2 separate regions of the Homo sapiens genome follow, and region 2 is linked to region 1. Evidence: read pairs that join two places in POLR2A ChIA-PET (ENCODE). Cell type or tissue: CD4-positive, alpha-beta T cell. All regions are shown on one strand. Each heading gives the region's core, and the rest is flanking DNA. Links, peaks and the distances in the headings are about the cores only.

Evidence for each region. ChIA-PET counts read pairs that join two places held together with the same protein. Peaks named below come from ENCODE experiments on the same cell type or tissue, not always from the same donor. Only the 100,000 strongest peaks of a DNase experiment are listed, where the experiment ranks them.
Region 2: POLR2A ChIA-PET joins it to region 1 with 5 read pairs; 2 of 35 experiments call an interaction of 5 or more read pairs at or near these places.

Annotation. Positions count from the first base shown.
Region 1 is chr19:1,991,850-1,994,752 of GRCh38, reverse strand. It overlaps BTBD2 (BTB domain containing 2), which reads left to right. Exons shown (of 9, transcript NM_017797.4): 3 at 1,577-1,733. Among named protein-coding and RNA genes, the nearest start is that of BTBD2, 22 kb to the left of the region's middle. RefSeq lists an enhancer at 941-1,441. In CD4-positive, alpha-beta T cell, for the core only: no CTCF peak of the experiment used is centred there; a DNase peak (open chromatin) is centred at 1,752.
Region 2 is chr19:2,591,309-2,594,211 of GRCh38, reverse strand. All of the region lies in intron 2 of GNG7 (G protein subunit gamma 7), which reads left to right. Among named protein-coding and RNA genes, the nearest start is that of MIR7850, 38 kb to the left of the region's middle. RefSeq lists an enhancer at 1,254-1,755. In CD4-positive, alpha-beta T cell, for the core only: no CTCF peak of the experiment used is centred there; no DNase peak of the experiment used is centred there.

The sequences.
Region 1 (2,903 bases), core at 294-2,793:
GAGTAGCGCTCTGCCACCATGGCTGGAGTGCAGTGGCACGATCCTGGCTCACTGCAACCTCTGCCTCCCGGGTTCAAGTGATTCTCCTGCATCAGCCTCCTGAGTACCTGGGACTACAGGCACACGCCACCACGCCTGGCTAATTTTTGTATTTTTAGTAGAGACCCGGTTTCATCATGTTGGCCAGGATGGTCTCGATCTCCTGATCTCATGATCCGCCTGCCTCAGCCTCCCAAAGTGCTGGGATTACAGGCCTGAGCCACTGTGCCCAGCTGAAAAAAAAATGTGTTTAGAGACAGGATCTCACCATGCCCACACTGGTTTCCAACTCCTGGTCTCAGGCAATCCTCTCGCCTCTGCCTCCCAACGTGCTGGGATTACAGATGTGAGCCACTGCTCCAGGCTGGAGACATTTTTTTATTTTTTATTTTTTTTTTGAGAGGGAGTCTCACTCTGTCTCCCAGGCTGCAGTGCAGTGATACGATCTTGGCTCACTGCAACCTCCGCCTCCTGGGTTCAAGCGATTCTTGTGCCTCAGCCTCCCAGGTAGCTGGGATTACAGGTGTCTGCCACCACACCTGGCTAATTTTTGTATTTTTAGTAGAGGGGGATTTTGCCATGTCGGCCAGGCTAGTCTCTAACTCCTGGCCTCAAGTGATCTGCCCGCCTCGGCCTCTCAAAGTGCTGGGATTACAGGCGTGAACCACCAGGCCGGCCTGTGCTGCTTTTTTTTTTTTTTTTTTTTTTTTTTTTTTTTGAGACGGATTCTCGCTCTGTCTCCAGGCTGGAGTGCAGTGGCGAGATCTCAGCTCACTGCAACATCTGCCTCCCAGGTTCAAGCGATTCTCTTGCCTCAGCCTCCCAAGTAGCTGGGACTACAGGCGCCCACCACCACGCCCAGCTAATTTTTGTATTTTTAGTAGAGACGGGGTTTCACCATGTTGGCCAGGCTGGTCTGGCACTTCTTGACCTCAGGCGATCTGCCCGCCTCAGCCTCCCAAAGTGCTGGGGTTACAGGCGTGAACCACCAGGCCCAGCCTGTGCTTCTATTTTTGATCGGCCCAACTTCTGATCTGTATTCAGTGTCGTGTGGGCCCCTCGCTGGCAGGTGGTAATAGCGTCCATGATTATCCATGATCCTAATTAGCGTGTTGGGTTCTATGATCCACCCAGAAGTGGTTGAGGTTTTCGGTGGTGCCCGAGGTGGGGAACCAACAGTTCCTCATGGAAAAGGTGCCCAAGAAGGAGACACCCAGCTCCCAGTGCCCTCTCCTGGGGCATCCCGGGCAGAACAAGACAGGCCATATAGACGCTTCCGGGTGTGTGCTGTGTAGATGGGTTCAGCCTCTTGCTCGTTTTCATGGGTGACCACCTTGCCAAGTCGTGTCCCTATGTCAGAGGGCAACGGACAGGGGCTAATTCTGGAAGGTTCCTCGGGGAACCTGATGTGGGTGTTTGGGTCCTGCCAGCTCAAGGGCCGGTGGCCGAGTCTAACGGTCTGAGTGGTCCCCTGACGCTCTCCCCTGGGGGCGGGCATGGCGGTCCCACCTCACGGCCACCCGCGTTGCTTCTGCAGGTTTCTCTACTCGGACGAGGTGCAGATTGGCCCGGAGACGGTGATGACCACGCTATACACCGCCAAGAAGTACGCGGTGCCAGCGCTCGAGGCCCATTGCGTGGAGTTCCTGAAGAAGAACCTGCGAGCCGACAACGCCTTCATGCTGCTCACGCAGGTGGGCGGGGCCGGTACGAGGCGGGGGCGGGGCCAGGCCTGGCTGGAGGCGGGGCCGGGGTGGGGCGGACCGAGGCTGGAGGCGGAGGCGGGGCCGGGGGCGGGCCCGGGAGGCAGCAGGCTCCTGCCTGGTAGTAAAATGTGTTTTGGGCCGGGCGTGGTTGCTCACGCCTGTAATCCCGGCACTTTGGGAGGCCGAGGCGGGCAGATCACCTGAGCTCAGGCGTTCCAGACCAGCCTGGCCAACATGGCGAAATCCTATCTCTACTAAAAACACAAAAAAGAGCCGGGCGTGGTGGCGGGCACCTGTAATTCCAGCTACTTGGGAGGCTGAGGCAGGAGAATTGCATGAACCTGGGAGGTGGAGGTTGCAGTGAGCCGAGATCGCACCACTGCACTCCAGCGTGCATGACAGAGCGAGACTCCACCTGAAAAAAAAAGATGTGTTTTGGACTTTTCCGTGATACTTCAAAAAATTATTGGCAGGGTGCGGTGGCTCACGCCTGTAACCCCAGCACTTTGGGAGGCCAAGTAGGGAGGATTGCTTGAGGCCCGGAGTTCTAGACCAGCCTAGGCAACATAGAGAGACCCCGTTTCTACAAAAAATTAAAAAAAGATTCAGGCCGGGCACTGTGGTTCATGCCTGTAATCCCAGCATTTTGGGAGGCTGAGACAGGCAGATCACCAGAGGTCAGGAGTTTGAGACCAGCCTGGCCAACATGGTGAAACCTCATCTCTACTAAAAAAAAATATTTCATAAATTAGCCAAGCACGCTGGTGCATGTCTGGAATCTCAACTACTTGGGGGACCAAAGCAGGAAGATTGCCTGAGCCCGGGAGGTTGAGGCTGCAGTGAGTGGAGATGGCGCCACTGCACTCCAGCCTGAGTGACAGAGTGAGACCCTGTCTCTAAAAAAAAAGTAAAATAATTTTTTTTTGAGACGGGGTTTCTCTTGTTGCCCAGGCTGGAGTGCAATGGCACGATCTCAGCTCACTGCAACCTCCGCCTCCAGCGTTCAAGCGATTCTCCTGCCTCAGCCTCCACAGTAGCTGGGATTACAGGCCCCCACCACCGCGCCTGGCTAAAAAAAAAGAAAAAAAAAAACCAGAGAGAACTTTCTCTCTCTCTCTAAGGAAATGTCAGGTAGACAGAGCAGGGCCAGGGATCTCA
Region 2 (2,903 bases), core at 188-2,687, 600 kb before region 1:
TTTAGTAGAGATGGGGTTTCTCCATGTTGGCCAGGCTGGTCTCGAACTCCTGAGCTCAGGTGATCCGCCCGTCTTGGCCTCCCAAAGCGCTGGGATTACAGGCGTGAGCCACTGTGCCCGGCCTTGATTTGCAGTTTCTGTAAACAACTTGTATAATAGAAAAGCAGAGAAATAAATTTTCCTCCCCTTCAGAAGCACCTCATGTTTGTTTTAAAGTATAGTATTTAATCCAGATTTGAGAAGGTTTGGGGTGAATGAGGTAAGAAAGTTTTTTTTTTTTTTTGGCATCAAATATTTCGGCCTGCCTCTCAGCTTGCTTCAGAAAACTTAAAACATCACAATAGTAATCAAAACATATATAACATTGAAACAGAAGGAAATGGCATGGACCACAGAACTCCAAGGATTGTTTAAAAAAAAAAAAAAAGTGCTACCCCGGGAAAAGTATTTGCAATTTTTTTTTTTTTTTAGATGGAGTCTCACTCTGTTGCCCAGGCAGGAGTGCAGTGGCACAATCTCGGCTCACTGCAAGCTCCGTGTCCCAGGTTCAAGCGATTCTCCTGCCTCAGCACCCCTAGTAGCTGGGACTACAGGCAGCCGCCCCCATGCCCGGCTAATTTTTGTATTTTTAGTAGAGACGAGGTTTCGCCTTGTTGCCCGGGCTGGTCTCGAACTTCTGACCTCAGGTGATCCACCTACCTCAGCCTCCCAAAGTGCTGGGATTACAGGTGTGAGCCACCACGCCCAGTCCTACTCTTAATACTTTTGAAATCTTTAGAGCAGCTTGAAGGCTTGTAAATATATAGAACGAATATTTTAAAAAACAAAAATTGACTCAATACTATTTCTTTTCACTTTGAAAATATAAAGCACAAAATAAAGACAAACATTCCAAGTTTTTTTTTTAAAAAAGGAATTTTCCACTATACATTTTTAAGAGAGGCAGAGATTAAGAACAACATCAGGCCGTTGGTGACCAAGACCAGAAGCCTCTCCCCTCAATCTGGGTGGCCACAGGCCACTTCTCACCACCCGGTGCCCTGTCCTCTTTGAAGTTTTTAGTCTGTGCTGGATTTTCTTACTTTTTTGTGACCTCAGCTGTTGGTTAGAAAGAGTATGCATTTTCTTTTCTTTTTTTTTCCTCCCTCCCTCTCCTTCCTTCCTTCCTTCTTTCCTTCCTTCCTTTTCTTCTTTCTTTTTTTCCCTTCTCCTTTCCCCTCCCTCCGTCCCTCTCTCCCTCCCTCCCTTTCTTTCTTTCTTCCGTCCTTCCTTCCTTCCTTCCCTCCCTCTCCTTCCTTCCTTCTTTCCTTCCTTCCTTCGTTTTCTTCTTTCTTTTTTTCCTTCTCCTCTCCCCTGCCTCTCTCCCTCTCTCCCTCCCTCCCTCTCTCTCTCTCTCTTTCTTTCTTTCTTTCTCTCTTCCCTCCCTCCCTCTCCTTCCTTCCTTCCCCTCCCCCTCCCCTCCCCTCCCCTTCCTTCCCTCTCCTTGTTGCTCTGTCACCCAGGCTGGAGTGAAACGATGCAATCATAGCTCACTAGAGCCTCGACCTCCTGGGCTCAAGCAATCCTTCTGCCTCAACGTCCTGAGTAGCTGGGACCATGGGCACATACCAGCACACCTGGATGCTTTTTAAAAATTTTTTCTAGAGATAGGATCTTGCTATGTTTCCCAGGCTGGTCATGAACTCCTGGGCTCAAGCGATCTTCCTGCCTCAGTCTCCCAAAGTGCTGGGATTACAGGCATGAGCCACTGCACCTGGCCTTTGTTCATTTCTTTCATCCAGTCTTGCTTGGGTTTTAGAGGAGGAGAGATTTAAAGTGATGTTTTCTGCCACATTGCTAGAAATAAAAATGCTGTGATAGAAGGAGCAATTTTTTTTTAATGTAGCAACTCTACTTTTCAGCCTTTTGAAAAATGTTAAGAGTTGTTTTTGGTTGCCATTTTTTGTCAGTGTGATCAGTGAGCTTCATTCTTTTTAGTTAGCGCGTTCTTGTGTATGGATATGCCAGAGTGACTTGAAGAACACACTACTGATCTTTACAGTTTTTCTTACATCCAAATAATGTTGCAGCAGAAACATCATGGTATACATCACTTTTGACCTTGTCTAAATATCTCAGGAGGTAAATTCCTAAAAGCAGAAATGCAGCTTTAGAAGATAGTGGCATTTACAATTCTGTTAATCATTGACGAATAACCTTCCACAAAGTTTATAGCAACTTGAACTCCTGTCAACAGTGAGTGAAAATGCCAGTTCCCCCACAGCCTTGCCATAATGGTTATCAACTGAATTTAAAAGTTTTGCCAGCCAGTTATGTGAAATTAGTGTCTCTTTGGTGTTATAATATTCATTTATTTGGCCATCAGTGAGATCAGTCACCTATTCCTTTCTTTTCTGATTGTTAGTATCTTTGCACTAAGTACCTCTGTATATCTTCTATTTGGCTATTGAGTTTTTCTTATTGATTTGTAGGTGCTCTTTACATATGACAGGCACTAACACTTTGTTACATATGCTACATATTACTATTTTCTTCCAGTTTGCTATGTGCCTTTTTACTGGCTTTGTGGCTCTCCTCCATCCTAACACACCCATTGTAGAAGAGAGCTTCCTTTGGGCTGGAGCCTTGGGATAGACTTTCCCCCAACTTTGGTTCTTTGGTTGAACAGCCTCAATAGGGAGTTTGGAAACAGACAAACTCAAGGCCACACACTCAGTCCCCTATAATCTCTCCCTTAAAAAAAAAAAAAAAAAAAAAACCCTTTATTTTCAAATTACGAAAACAGTGACATACTAGAAAATCTTAAAAATACCAAAAGGTTTAAAGAAAGGGATGGAAATCATCCTGCATGCATTATTGCCATCTTACAAGAGAGGAAACAGAGAGGAGGCGGAGTAGTATGT